Linked DNA regions of Homo sapiens: region 2 is linked to region 1. Evidence: chromatin loops called from intact Hi-C (ENCODE). Cell type or tissue: IMR-90. All regions are shown on one strand.

Region 1 (8,000 bases):
AAAAGTAGAGACTTCTGATAAGGGTAAAGTGGTGGTAGTGAAAAGACTAGACCTTAACCATAAAACCATGTTTTTCCCCTTCAAATGACAAGGTTAGTGCTAAATAAACTAGTTTCCCTGTGATTTCTACATCATTGCATTTTATTAATAAATGGCTGCTTTTTTGATTGACCTAAACTTCTACCTTTTATATCCTTTTATGAACAAATAATGTAATGGTCTAGTGTTTCTGTACTGATGTAATAAAAAGCATCCCACTTAATGTCCCCTAAAGTGATGTATTTTTTAAGTACTAGAAACCTGCTCTCAAAAGTTTCCATTCACTGAACATTGTCATGGATAGAGTTTCATATTCATCTGTAAATATTTTCACTGAACTTTGGACCTAAATTTTTGAAAATGGTCTCCAAACATATTCTTGAAATGTATATATGCAGTCCAAGTTAGACATGTAATTATTCAACTTCTGAATGGTATTCTAAAAATCATTTAAAATCTACTTCCAAAAATTTAGAAAAGACATTTTTATATTACATATTCATGTTATCATTCCTTAGTTTAGGGAGAATTCTCTCCCTTCCACCCCATTCTCTGTAATTCAGTTGCTAACCTACCTTATTACCTTTACTCCTAGCAATTTCCCTTCGTCTGACAGAAGCACACATTCTCATTATTTATACTCTTAAATTACAAGAGTAAATGTTGAGAGCCAGTACAAGTATTCAGTTATCTCAGGGACTCTGGTCTTTTCAGTCCAGGACTAATCAAGCAGAGAGTCATCAAAAGCTAAAACTAAAAAGCTTTTGTAGTGATTTTATCACCAGGGAAATCTGTTCATCCTTCAGAAGGATTGTTACCCGTAAAGAAGAAATAAAGGAGTTAAAATTGCTTCAGACCGTTGACTCCTTAGGTCCCTCTAGATTCATAGATTGAATTGGTTTCAAGGGGTGGGAGGAATTATGAGGGGAATTCCCTGAGAAAGCTTACAAATTGATCATAGCCTTAGTAACACTAGTAGGTGTAAGTGTGATCACTATGGAGGAAATGCCAAATGTGGCTGTAAGCTTGGGAAATGGTTACGAAAAGAGACAATTAACACCTTTTTTTTTTTTTTTGGCTTATTGTATTTGGGGGTGGGTGTTGCCACGTAGTATGCATCTGAGAATGGTCTTTCAAAATGAATTACAATTGATTTTAAAATGTCCTACCATTATAAGTGCAACTGTGTAGTTATTACTGAAGTGAAACTAGGGTTGCAAACACTATAGAATAGAGACACACATTTGATAACCCTATCCAGAAACTGGTCCTCCTAGATCTACCCGCAAATATCATTTAAAGCAGGTATGTCTGAGCATATGTAGAACTGCTCAGTTAGGTTTGGAAAATATAAATGCCTCCAAATTCAAAAGAATCCTTTAAGATTGTCATTTGAATAAATCAGTAAAAATATAATAATATCTAGATGTTATGTATTATAACACCTATTGATGCAAGCAGGCATATATATATAATTTTCCCCCAAGAATTCTATGAAGAATTGTCAAAATCCACCTAGCACTTTAGGATTTAACAAGATAAACCTACACTCATCCCTCCTTCCTATTGAGTAACAATGAATTTTGCCCAAAATGAGTAAGCAAATAAAATGACCTCATTTTTAGTCTGAGTTGGGGGATATGACTTTAATACTGGGTCTTAGTTTCAAATTCAAGTTCATGAGGCCAGTCTGCAGAGGAAAGGAGGATAGAGAGAATCCTTGGGAGGGCACTGATAAAGAGAGAGGGGTTCTCTAGTAGGGCCAGCTCCCACAGCTAAGTCAGGCACAGACTGTAGCTTTCTGCTCTCTGGCCGACAGCAGCCATAGCATCCTTATTGTTGTAACTCCTAGATTGTGATACTGTCACAAAACTGTTGCTAGGCAACAAATGTGGTTACCAGGTCTCAGCGAATAGCTGAAGGGGAAAGCAAAGTGTTGCACCATTGTAGAGTAACCATAGCAATGACCTACTATTACAGACTAAAGAATTATCATTAACAATGTTAAAGTATCAGACTGAGGCCCTGAATCCGGAGACTTCCAAGCGGTATCTCTCTGCATAATTGAGTGATCTAGGAAGAGATTTCAACTGTTTAAAAGCTATTCACTCATTATTTCTGTGGAAGTCTGTAATTATTTTAATTTTTAATTTTAAAAAGTGCTCATTTATGAAGCCACTGGTAAAATGCTACATAAGCCATCACAGGGAGTCAAAAATAGCTAAATGTATTTCCTCATCTGTTCTTATGCTTGCATCCGTGTTATCCGCTGCCTGTGTTAAACTGAAGGTCGATTTGATTTGAAAACATGCTGTACATTAGTATTACATCGAAACCACAGAGAGAAGCCGTAGTAAAATAAAGTAACCCCATAAATTGACAACTAACCTGCATTTTCTAAGTTGAATTCCTCCTGATAAAATGGGAGGCCTAGATGCTCTTTTAGTAGTCACGGCTTTGAAACCTTTTTTTTAGCTGTTCTAAATTTGCCCCTTAAAATCTGTAAAAATGTCGCCCGCCAGGACACTTCAAGGCGTAATCCCTTTTGAATGCGGTCCTTCATTAAGCGTCCCGTATGATTTGGTCTCAGTGACCTAGCTGAGGTAATTGTGTCTAACAGCACAGCTTCCGGGAGACGCAAGAAAAATCATTCCCCCTTCCCCTCCACACCACCCCCTTGGGAAGCAAGGAAACAGGCGCTGTGCGATCCCGCACGCAGGGGAAACCAATCCCCGCGCGCGCCGAGTCTCGGGAGTGGGTGGTTTCCCGGAGGGAGAGGGAGTGGCCCTTCCCGCCCAGCGCTTCCATTGGCCCGGAGAGGCGGAGGCCTCGGGCGGCCAGCCGCGCCTCGGACGACCCCGGGACAGATCCGGGCCGCGTCCCCGCGTTGGGAGAGGGATGGGGACTGAGGCCGGAGACGCCTAGACGCCGCGGATAGCGAAGTCTGAGTTCCTCTGAGCCAGGGGGCAAGTGACCCCGCAGCCCTAGTTGTGCCCTGGGAGTCGGCTGGCCCGCGCCCGCGAGGGGGCGGGGGTCCTGGCTGAGGGGCGGGGCGCGGGCGGCTGAGGCGGGGCGCAGGCGGGAGGGGCGGGGAGGGGCGGGACCGGGTGGTCGGGAGCCGGGGCTCGGCCTGGCCCTCGCCGCCCTCACCGCGCCTGGCCCCGCGTGGCCACCTGGTAACCGAATGTGTTGTTCTTTGCAGGCACCGACCGTCACGAGCTAACTTCCTGGAAGAGCTTTCCGTCTATTTTCAAATTCTTTACCGAAGCCTCAGAGGCCAAGACCAGCTCCCTGAAGCCGGCTGTGACGCGCCGCTCCCACCGCATCAAGCACGAAGAGCTGTAAGAGGAGCGAGCGCGACGGGGGAGGCCGCCCTGGCGCACCCACCCGCACGCCTCCTCACTGCTTGTGTCGAGCGGACTCCCAGCCCCTCATTAGATTGTTTTCTTCCCAGAGCCCAGGGTCGTGATATATACATCTAAATAGCGTTTTGCATTATTTCTAGATGAGTGCAACTGTCAAAGCAATATGGGTTCACTGGTCGTGCTTCCTGCGGGCTGAGCGCGGGCTGAGCGCTGCCAGTCAGCGCTCACATTAAGGCTGACAGCGCCCTGCCTGGCTCGGCCGGCGAAGCTCTAATTGCCCTGAAGGAGACCGCGCGGGCGCTGCGGGTCCGGCGGCGTCGGCGCGGTCCTAGCGCCCGCCGTAGCGGAGCCGCTGCTGCTTCCCCCTCCTTAATCATGTCCATCTTTCCCCGCTCTCAACTGGAGCAAACTTCTATTCCAGACTTCAGATTTCCATTTTCACTAGGTTTTTCCCTGAGGGCATCTTATTACCCACCTCTTTTTTTTTTTTTTTAAGGAAGTTCCACACACACTCCAAAGCCGATTTCAAATTCAGAACCTGAATGCCATGATGTACCATGTAGTTTGGGGAATGCAAATTGTTCTCTCCCTGTTTTCATTTCGGGACCAGAAAAAAAAACAACTCTGCATAAAAATCTATAAAGTACTGAATCCGCATTACTGCTGAAAATCCTTTTGCCAGCTAATTGTGAGAGTTTACACAAGTCTCTGATTTCAGAAGAGACTGTTAAAACCAAAACAATGATGGGCAGCTCTTTTAAGTGTAGGTGTGAAGGTCCCATTTTCAATGGAATTTCCAACTGTTATCACTGGGATTGACTTTACTTTTTAAACACATAATGTGTACTGTGTGGCATTGTAATTTAGATATAACACACTTAAGTTTTGCTTTTTAAATCTCTCTGTGGAGAAAGGTTGTTGTTAATCCTTTCCAGAATGATCTATTCTGAGCTTTCCTGGAGTTAGGCCCTTCTAGGGAGAGAATTTTTTTATTGTCATCAGGAAACGAAACCTTTGTGCTCTGCAGCCTTTTTCTTCTGAAAGGCTAAGTGGGGCTAAAATTATCCTTTTAGTTTTCTGCTTTAACAAGAAGAGAAGGACTTGGTGTGAAAGAATTTCTTCTCTCAGTCCAATGGTATAATTTTTAGCACTCCGCTTCCTCTGTAGGGTTTAGCCCTACAGTTTGAACAATTATTTTAATCCAGCTAAGATGTGGCCAACACTGTGAAATACAGGAGATGTTAAGGTTTTGCTGACTTTTAGATTAAAATCTTAAAATTTCACATTATATTTTAATTACTTGAAAAGTTTAATTACCTAGTAAAGATTGTTTCTAATAGATGAGAACATAAATTTAATAGTTTTCATCCTTTTTTAAAGTGTGTGCAACAATTAATATGCCTGCCTTATTTGAGGACATGATAAAATGTACCCAAAATGACTTCGAACTGTCTAATGCCTCAGAAAAGTAACTTAAAATCAACCACTTCGTGCTTAAATGTTTTTATATTATGAACCGATTTCAACAAGTTTTAAAGCTGTTAATATCTCATTGCTGTGTTTGACATACAAGTACATTCATTGGTTCTATAGTCTTAATGATGACAAATTAAAGATGTTTTTTCAGTGCTCAGGTATGCATATATTTTCGTGTTACTTAAGCAAAATCAACTATATAGGAGGAAAAATCAAAATGGCATTTTATTCAGCTACCAGATGGCTTAAAATGAGTAAACCCCAACAACATCAAGCACATTTGTCTGTGATATTGACCCTTTTTATCCAATCATTACTATTTTAGAAGTAGTGGTGAACTGTGTAAAATAATGGTATCTTCAGCAGTGTTCCGGAATCTTAGTTGAGGGACAAACATTCCTTCCAGTGAGAGATTCAAGAATTGATGTGAATTGAATATATTTTTCAAGGTATTATAAATTGTGTTGTGTTTTCAGTATAAGAAAATGTTGACAGGAAACAATTTTATAGCATTTATAAAAAACCAACACTTGTGCAATGCTAAATTGGCGAAGCTTCTGCACCTGAATTAGAGCACAATAAATATGCTGTTTATAAACCAAATCACTGCTATTCCTTCTCTGAAATCATCTCTCCTCTTTTTAAACCTTTACTTATAGCTAGAATAAATCACTATTTAATTGCCTCTAATACTTTAAAACTACTGGATGGTTAGGCCTGGTTTAACTATTTATGGAGAGCTATTTGCAAACTTAAGTTGTGTAAATGTAATTTCTACTTGTGAATCTGAGCTGTAGCAGCCCAGAGGGAGCTAGGCAAACTATTCCAGACCACCAACTGATAAGTGATCAGATTCTTTGTAATGTAGGATTTTTTAACCTGTTGATTATGGGTTTGTTGATATAAATGTAATAATGTTCACCTCGATTTTCCTGGAGTAACAACCAGCGTTGGTAGTAGCCCACCTGCATGAGGACGGCCAGTGTTAACAATATTTTTGTTCTGATCTTCTTCCCCATTTTTGTTTCCTCAAACAGGTTTTTAGGAGAGTGGAGATTTAAAGTCAGGATGTGGCCTTTTTATTTTAATTATATACTTAATTCTTAGAACAAGTAGAATGGGAAAGGAGTGACTGATAAATCTAAGATTCAAAATAGTCCCGTCGAAACTTAAAGGCCAGATTATTGCTTTGGAGCTTTCTATAGGTACTAGCCATCCCGTCGTTAAATGTTTTCATGGATATTTGAAAAGAAGACCATGTACCTTTAATAACTGTTCTTTTCTCGAGTTTCTGCCTCGTGCTTTGACCTGGATTGCATTATTATTGTTTATGCGAAGTAAAAAAAAAAAAGGAAAGCACAAGCTTTTCCTGTATATTATATTTCCATTTCCATTTTAAAATAAAAACAATTTTCCCAACAACAGCGGTGTTATTATTCTTGCTCAGAAGAATTCTTGCTTATTCACCAATTGCATAGAGATTTTTTAAAGCAAAAACATAAAAGGAAGGATGAGACAGCATCCGTCAATATTTTAAACCTTCTGGCTACTTTTTATTTCTGTTAGTATTGCTGTAAGGTAATATCCTAACTTTAGTTGAGTCACTATTTGGCTTGCACCTTTTACAAAGCTAACATTTCTAAGACAGTTGTTTTTAATATCTAAAATATCTCCTTAGCAAGGAAATCTGAACAACCTATCAATTAAATTGTTGTTTTATAAAATACACTTGAATATGCCATAAATAAATGTGTTTTCCAAGAGGAGTCTGGTGAGTTTAAGTTGCCTCCAAGTACATGTATATAGGTTCTTGATGTACTGTGTTCGATCTGAAAATAACTTACATTTCTTTTACAGCTTTCTTAAAACCTTTAGCCCCTTTTAGAGATATGCTAACTGTATTATCCGTGCTAATAAGTTAGATTTTGTTTGTTTCTCTGGATTATCTGCGGTTCAATCCAAACACGTGTGTCTCTTGTTATAATCATATTTTTTACTGTAAACTGACAGGTTCCTGTTGGTGTCTGTAATCCTAATTCATTTAAGAAAGAGTACTACTACAGAAAGTGTAAAAATTTCTCAAAAACTTTCCACATGCCTCTGTGGAGAAAAAAAAATGTCTTTAAATGTGAGACACTCTCATCTTTGAAATATGGGTGGCAAAAAGGGGGATGATGGTGGTGGTTATTTTATTATTACTTATTAGTGGCCATAATAATATAAAATAAAAGACTCCAGGAGGTACTCCCTTTCAAAAATTGAATACTTTCCTTCCTTCCTTATATAGAATGACTGAGTGGGAGTCTCTTGAATTGTTCGTCTTCCTTTTATCTAATATTCTATTAATCTCCAAAAAGATCAGTTTGAGTCTGGGAAAGGGTTTTTAATCAACACTTCACAGAGCTTAAAGCTACCCTACCTAAAGCGTCAGCTTTGTTAGGCGGTTTTAGATTTAAAGCATTGCAACTGTCATGCACTGTACTAAAAGTAAAGAATGTACACCAAGTGGAAGATGTTGAAAAGAGGGGAATAGCACAAAGTCGATTAACGGAGATTCGAGAATAGAAGTAGCCATCAAAGCATTCCAGCATTTATCTCAAAATCTATGTAAGGTTTTTTTAAAAAAGCAACAATGATAGTTTTAAACCACACACTTAAGAGGGATGAATGTTGATTTAATTGATTCATTTGGATCGATGTTTTTAAAGTTTCACACTACTGATCTTTCATGTAGTGATGTCTTTAGCAGTCAGTGGTCTGACATGAGCCTTCTCAGATTTCATCAGTGGGACTCTCCATGACGTCTAAAATTATGCAACAGCCTATGCAATGGTAACTTTAGAATTGGGAGACCTTGATGCCAAAGAGCGTGATTAGATTGAAGAACTCTTGTTAATTCCCAGCACAAAGGTTTTAGAGAAGTAATAACTGTAAAATGAACCACAAAGGTTAAAATCACCAAATATTAAATAGTTGGCTTTAATTGCTAGATGGGAGAAAGTCATCCTGAAAGTTTGACCATGAAGTGGATACCACACAGTGACCACTATTTTCCCCTGGAATATAAAAAGCTTGAAAGTGGAAATTTGACTTAGTCCATGAGGCCTTCTAAGCAACTTT
Region 2 (8,000 bases), 100 kb before region 1:
GGGGGTTGGGGGTAGGGCATGGTATTATAGTTGACAGCCCAGTGAAGACTATATGGAGTTGAAGAGAAATGCTTCCCCAGAGAAGAGTTTTGAATATGTCCACCATCGTCCTTGTGTCAATTTTTCCAGTTTCTTGAAAAATTTAATATACAGGCCACAATTAGATCTCAGGTTTCTGATACAGAGAAAAGAGAAAGTGTAGGATATTGCACATAGGAAGATCCAATATTATAAACACTAGAACTGATCCATCACTTGACTGATGTTCGAATCTATGATTCTGAAATAGACCTCAATGTTAGCACAGTGCCCCAAGTCATTTTTGCTGTATCAACCAATTACCACATAAAGCCTGAGGCCTGCTATGTGGAGGGCCTTCTTGCAGTACTGTTCATTTCATTCAGAACCTGTAATCTCTGACATGAGCCCCCTTATCCACCTACCTATATCCTAAGATAGCTTACTGGCATTGGTACCACAGACCAGGAGGACATGTAAGCATACGGAGACTTAGTCTGTTAGTTCTTCATATTAATCCTATTTTATCTTCTGGTACAACCAATTTAATCTTTTTAAGGGAGAGCTGCTAATATTTTGGGGTTATTCTTACCAGTATTTAATTTCTGTCTTGATCATACTTTCATTTGGTATCTATCTTTTTAACAAGTAACAGTAGATTGTAATAATCTGTTTTATAGAAATTCTTTGGGATTAGCAAGGTCCTTGCATTTGTCATCTCATTTGTTCCTAAGCTTCAGGCAAAGGAATCCCTAAAATCTCATTGATAAACATGTTTTATTTTGAAATTGCAGTGAAAAATAAATATCCAGAACCTAGATTGTTATGCATAAATTATGTTTATATCTAATTAAATTCTTACAATGCTCTTGTTTTTGTTCTTTTCCGCAGTTCTGATTTTCTGTTTTTCATTTCTGAAATAACTTTGTTGCTTATGATTTTCTTGTAGTCTGCCTTAAATCCCTAGTGGAAAGAGATAGGGGTATTAATTCGTCCATAAATTAGTCAAGCAAACTAAAATCACTATACCAGCTACTGTTCTTCCTCTTATATCCTCAGAGAAGGTAGAAAATATACGGTTAATGTTCTTTCAGTGCTTTATGTAGAGCAAACTTATTTAATACAGTAGTTCCCCCCTTATTTGCAGTTTTGCTTTCCACAGGTTCAGTTACTTACAGTCAATCATGGCCAAAAAATATTAAATGGAAAATTCCAGAAATAAACAATTCTTAAGTTTTAAGTTGTGCATCATTCTAAGTAGTATGATGAACTCTTACGCTATCCTACTCTGTCCCTCATGGAACATTAATCATCCCTTTGTCCAGCATATTCACTCCATATATGCCAACCTCCCATTAGTCACTTAATAGCTGTCTCAGTTATTGTATCAGCTGTGGCAGTATCATAGTGTTTGTGTTCACATAATCCTTATTTTACTTAATAATGACCCCAAAGGGCAAGAGTAGTGATGATGGCATATTGTGATAATTGTTCTATCTTATTATTACTTACTGTTGTTCATCTCTTACTCTGCCTGATTTATAAATTAAACTTTATCATAGGTATGTATGCATAAAACAAAACACTGTATATGTAGGGTTTGGTACTATCCATGATTTCAGGCATCCACTGGGGGATAAGGGAGGATTACTGTATCACCTAGTGACTATATTTCAAAATTAGCTTGCTCTCACAAAAACAGTTTCATCATTTGATATATTGATAGAAAAGTCAATTTATCATAAAATATTTTATTTCATTAATTACAAGACATAATTTTAACTAGCTAAAGTTTGAATACATCTTGCAATAAGTGATAAGAAAGCATCATGCCATAGCTTAATTGGCAATGTTTTTCTTTTGAAATGATATAAAAAGCAATGATGAATCTTATAATCAATGGTGTCTTGGATGTGATGACACGTGATACTATAATTGACTGTTACAGGACTTTGTTTCCCCCAAAGAGTTCATTTAAGTCAAGTATCTGTTGGCGGACGTCTTTTGAGAAGACTAGGCTTGGTTTAAAGATTCCCTTTTGTAAAATGAAGTTTCTTTTGGTAATGTTAATTGCTCCCTACTGTGTCTATTTTGCATCATCAGATTTTTGTTAATATATTTCTTAACTCGGAGCACCCTTAGGTTAACAACTCCATTCACCGATCATTTTTACTCTTCTTTTTGCATGAAAAAAAAAAGTGTCAGTGTCATTTAGAAATTAGTAATTTATTTTTAAGATTTAGAAGAAATCTTATGTTTCATTCAAAGCAAAAACAGTCTGATATTAAGAACCTGCAATTCTTATACGTGAAGCTATTTACATTAATCTCAATAATTCAGTTATGACTCTTGCTCTAAATCTCTGTGGTATGTTTCTACTCTGATTTAGTGCCTTGTTTAAAGATTAATGTTACAGAGTAATTTACAGCAGCTTCACAGATGGTATTTGAATCTTTGTAAATGGGCTTTGGAATCCTAGGCACAACTCCATGGAATCTTAGGTTAACATCAATGTAAATGTTGAACTTAAAACAGCTCTAAAAGGTCGTGATAGAAATTTCATTATCCCTTTTTAAAAACCATAAATTTTGACGGGATTTCATGGGCCAAGTATTTTTACTTCACTAGCATCGATAAGGTATAACTAGCTCCTTGTATATGACATCACCAGCCACTGTTTGTTGAAAATAAATATTAAAAAATAAAACAAATTACCTTGTTTTAAACCATTCTAAAGTTCTAGTTACAGAAGTTACTGTTCTTATTTTTACAGCTTCCTTTATGAAATGCTTTATAGAATCCACAAACACACATTGCTTTTAGTGTCTTAGCTTTGATGTCTATAAAAGACCCATTCAAAACTGGAGGTAGGTGCTCCTCATGTGCACAACAGAATTTGGCTGAAGTTATTTGAAGCTATTAGAGATAACCTTTCTCTACATGTCTTTTGGGAGAAAAACTGGTGCCAACAATACCAGTTAAGCTGTAATTAGTGTAACTAACAACTAATATGAAAGAGCAGACTAGAGGTCAGTCTTAAGAATTTAAAGGTATTAACAGGTTAAGGTTGTAGGGCATCCTATCCCCCAGCTTAATCTGTTGCCTTAGCTGGTGAGATTTGTTGAAGTCATCAGTGCCCTCTAACCTTGAGGTGTTGCTCTCTCATAATTTGTTGGTCACATGCCAAGTTCCTCCTTCCTGTCTACTGAGATGACTTTGGGAATGGCAAATTCATTTGAAAGCTCTTGTCACAAATGACTACAGATTTTTAACCTCTAAATGTAAATGAAAGATTATGGTTTAATTTGCTTTAATATTCTTGTCCTACCAGCCTTAGACTACATTGAAATTGTCATTTTACTGCATTATAGAATATGATTTGTTGAGAACATTTAACATGTATTGTAAGAGGAACGCTTAAAATCTAACTATTAAATCAGATGTTGTGTAACTGATTGTTATACATGCTGAATATTCCAGTTTTTATGGGCTACTTCTTCAAATTTAATTGCCCACCGGTGGCTTTTGTTTATGTTTACAGTCAATTCTAATGCAGTTAAAGGATAAGAATGTAACAGAGGAATAACCTCTCGCTTCCATGAGGTGTAGTTAACCCCTTTCTTCTAGTATCTGGCTTTGGCTTCCTTCTCTTATGTGATACCAACACATAAACAAGAGGAATGCCCCAGAACTTTAATCACTCTTTTTCTTTTCCCATTAAAGTAATATATGTAATGTTGTTCCTGTAGTTAGTTTCTACCTAGAAAAGCTAGAAAGCTTTTTTTCTTTTAAAGCAACAGGCAGCAAGATAGCACTATTGAGAAAAAGTCAAAAGGAAACTTTTTCCCTTTCAGCTTTTTATTTTGCAGTCTTAATCTCAGGCTGTCATTATTATGATATACGTTATAGATTTTTTTAAAGTACACATTATTTACTGTGCATAAAGTAAGTTGGAGTAGGTCCCATAACTAAACAAAGTTTTAAGATGAGAAGGATCAAACCACACAACCCCAAAGAAAAGAATATTTTAAATTCAGATTATCTAGGTCACTGAACACACATTAAGGACACATTTAAATACTTTAAGAGCACAGACTTTAAATCCATAGTTCTTATTTAAGTACCCAAAGAAATAATAAAGATGTATTCTTCCCATGAATCCTCCGCCTTCATGTTTTATACACACACCACTGGTGGCTCATAGGTAAACTGTTTTTTATTTTAATAGTTATTTGTTTATTCTAATATGTATTAGAATAACACAAAACCCATGTAGTGGATGTTATTGTTTGGGACTAGGCAAATAGAGAAAGTGAGTTGAGGTGAAGGAAATGCTAGGTATTTTAGTAGTGCTGGTAGTTTCTGCATATAGCAAAATACATAAAAGTGTTACACAAATTAATAGGGAAACAATGCTCTATTGAAACATGAAATTCCTATAATTTTTCTTCTATCCAAGAAGTCATAAGATGCTCTTATCCCTTCATTTCTCCATATTATCTATTTATTGTGGTTTATTTAATTCATGTGTATACTTGGCAGTTTGATCTCTTGTTTCCAGAACAGGCCATCTTCTTTGGACTTTGGTCTTGGATTAGATGATGTCTAAGGCTCCTTCCTGTGAATTTTTAACTTCCTGCAGCAAGATTACTAGTCCTCAGCTAATAAGTTCCTCAACGTTGGGAAACACAGCTATATAATTTGATCTCAGCAATACCTAGCATGATAACAAACCCAAATAATTATTCATGTGTATCCTTATTGATTGATTCACATGTTCTAATAACACATGTTCCTACATGTGCATGTACTTGCCTCAAACTAACAAATATGGTAATTAGTGCATCAATAATTTAAAAACTTTTTTAAAAAAAGAGCAGACTAATGCTACACTTAAAGTTCACACAGACACCAATCTTTTTTCATGCTAGGATTTCCTGAGCAATGACACCAAGCACAGTATTAGAAAGCCTTATTTTTTTGCCCCTTCCATACTATCTTACGATTAACTATGAGAGTAAGACATCAAAGCTGAACTGACTTCAAAGCCTGTAACACTTATGGTTTCCAGCTATTACTGTAACCAGCCGCTTCACCCTGACAGCAATTCATCTTACAGAGCTGCCTCGCTAGGTTCCACCCCTCTGCTTCCTGCCTTCCCCCTTTACAAACCTATCAAATTAAAAACTACCCTTTCAATGAAACTTAAACCAGTTGAGAGAATTAGCCTGTTTCCTTAATCTTAAGATTATACTATTAAAGTAAACTATATTATTCATTTATTCAGTTTTTTCAAAATTGTGCCTTTCACAACAAGGCTTTGGGGTATGTTGACATTAAATATAATGTTTTTCATCCATTTTATTTCAGAAGCAGAATATACACATGAAGGTGGGTATACACCTACCAGTTTAGTTAGGCATCACACAATGAAAAAGAAAACAGTGAGTCTGGCACTTATTTGACTTTTAACAAAGTAAAAAGTAGGAAAACCAAAACACAGATTGCTCATCATAAATGCCTGAAATATAATTACTTTTTAAGCAAGAGAAATAAAGTCTCATGGGTATATAGTTTTCTCACTCTGTTAAAGTTAATATATTAGCATTCGAGCTTGTCTTAGACTTTTAACCAACTCACTACCTTATCACAAGTTACTAACATCTTATGCAGACCAGTTTCTTGGAAAACTATAGAGCTAGTATCAGTTGAAGATTTTCATTTTTTCTCTTAATGGTCCAGTTGAAATTTTTATATTATTGAATTATTTGGCACAGTTGGTGGTAAATGTTCAGTACCACTGGGGGAAAGCATCTCTTGAGACTGAATAAATAGCATCCAGATCTTAAAGATATGACACCGAAAGAACTCAGAGAAGATTTAATGATTTAGCTGATCTTAACCCTGAACTATAGATTAGGTTCTAAATAGACATTATGACAAAGGCTTTGATTGTGGATTATGGAAACTAAAGAGGCCCAATATAATGATTGAATTGTTTTAAGAAATGGAATGGGCTGCATTGTAAACTGGCAAGCTTTCCGTCTTTTGAAGCAGTCAAATGAAGGCTTAATAACCACTTTTCAAGAATTTGATAGAGGGAATTTTTACATTGGATAGATTAGAATAAAGCGTCTTTAATATCTACTTCAATTCTAGGGTTCTATGTTTCTAAAATTAAAGGATATGAGGAAACAGAATTGAAGATTAAGCGATAGCTGTTGACTGCAGTCCAGTAATTAGATGGGTTTTACAAAGAATTCATAAACGGGTATCCTGACAGGATTTGAAAAGGAAACGGCATGACGGCCTGAGCAGATAAGGGAAAACAGCAAAAATGATGCACATCTCTTTTGGTGCTGAAGACTGGAAGAGGAGGAACCTACTCCAAAGTGCTTAGAAAAGTAAGCATAAGGAAAATGAGAAAAGAAGCTCAACAAATTTTCGGAGTGCTGAAATAGAAACCAAAGGATTTTCTATCTGTATTACTTAAAGGAAGGGAACCAAACAGATAGGAAACATGAGATGCTAAAATTTTAGGTTTTGGAGATAGATAGTAGATGGATATTTGGAAATGTTCATTTTGACTTAATAAGCAGTTTCTGCAAGGAAATAATGTGATCACAGCAGCTTGTAAGCATAAGAGCCTAGCACACATGTTTTAACAGGCAGATAAGAAAGGGAGAATCAGAGAATCATCACCTTGAGATGTGGTGAAAAAGTGCATGGAAGATATAATAGTAAAAATAGAAGGAATATGCTGGCTGGAAGTGGTAGAAATGTTATCTGTGGCAAATTTAATTGATTGTTCTCCCCAGTTCTGTTTTGAGGAGCATAATAATTGCAGAGGACTAAAAAAGCACATGGTGAGTGCAAAAAGATGAGAATGACTAACCTATATGTGGCTTCGGGCCAGTTGAACGTCTCTGGATCTGTAATCTTTTAAATATTAGATGGTTAGGTAGATGATTTCTATACTTTCCAGCTCTAAGATTCTTTTCTAATGCTTTAATTCAGACAGAATTAAATAAGCACCCTATAGCCTAGGAGCTCAAACAGATCAAATGTTTCAGCTTGTAACAGCTGGTTTATTTTGGCCTACAGACAACAGCCATGGTAGAAAACTCAGGATAATTTTATGAAGGTTTTGACATTTTAAGGAATATAAAAGTTATGGAGAAATCTCCTGTGTGGGCAGGCAAGAAGTGAGGATATCCAGTGATGCTGCAAAAATGAAGGAGTGCTAGAAAAAGTTAAGATGAGCTCCACCCATTGAGTTTAAAGAAATGATAGGATGTCTACAGAAGACATCCAAGAGAGAGCTGTCAGTGTTGCCTAAAGAATGGAAATCAGGCATCTGCATCAGGAGTGAATCAGTAGGTTTGATTTATTGGCAGTAAAGTGATAGGGAAATCTCATTAATAGATGGTTTCCAGTGAAATAGAAAGAGGTACTACCAAAGAACCTTTAGAGAGATGAGAAAAAAGCTAGGAAACATTAAATAAATAAAGGTAGAAAAATAATCTGAATCACTCTTTAGCCAAAAATCAGTAACATGTTAAGGTATGACTTCTCATTAGGAAGCCACTCCTTAGAAGTAAAATGGACAGACGTTGTTGTTGTTGTTGTTGTTACAATTAGACATTTTTCAGAAGTGATAAGTCTTTCATTTCCTGGGAACAAATTATATATTAGGGCCTTACAAGTAACTGGGGATTATGTATGACTGTTAATGTAGTTGCAGACATTAAAGAGTCTACTTTAACATACATTACATTATGATTTGTATGCCTTGATATATTTTTTCTCCACGTTCTGTTATTCTGAGTTTTGGATACAAAAAACTTCCTATCACTATTCTGAGCCATACTTTTTTTTTTGCTGAGACGGAGTCTCGCTCCATTGCCCAGGCTGGAGCAGTGGCACAATCTCGGCTCACTGCAAACTCTGCCTCCCGGGTTCACGCCATTCTCCTGCCTCAG

The links. A loop is a pair of places that touch in the nucleus more often than their neighbours do. Peaks named below come from ENCODE experiments on the same cell type or tissue, not always from the same donor. Only the 100,000 strongest peaks of a DNase experiment are listed, where the experiment ranks them.
Region 2: it touches region 1 in a loop (2.0-fold over the local background); 7 of 110 quality-filtered maps call a loop at or near these places.

Annotation. Positions count from the first base shown.
Region 1 is chr5:93,616,371-93,624,370 of GRCh38, reverse strand. ARB2A (ARB2 cotranscriptional regulator A) reads left to right here. Exons shown (of 11, transcript NM_032042.6): 11 at 3,242-6,646. The coding sequence ends at 3,384. MIR2277 (microRNA 2277) reads left to right here and starts at 3,583; the gene lies at 3,583-3,675. It overlaps LOC124901028 (a long non-coding RNA gene), which reads right to left and starts at 2,689. Exons shown (of 3, transcript XR_007058874.1): 1 at 2,428-2,689. RefSeq lists a silencer at 3,025-3,074 and an enhancer at 5,429-6,237. In IMR-90, a CTCF peak has its summit at 3,654; DNase peaks (open chromatin) are centred at 1,940, 2,750, 3,300 and 3,700; H3K4me3 peaks cover 1,684 bases; H3K27ac peaks cover 859 bases.
Region 2 is chr5:93,718,338-93,726,337 of GRCh38, reverse strand. The region is part of intron 10 of ARB2A (ARB2 cotranscriptional regulator A); the gene reads left to right. Among named protein-coding and RNA genes, the nearest start is that of POU5F2, 19 kb to the left of the region's middle. In IMR-90, no CTCF peak of the experiment used is centred here; no DNase peak of the experiment used is centred here.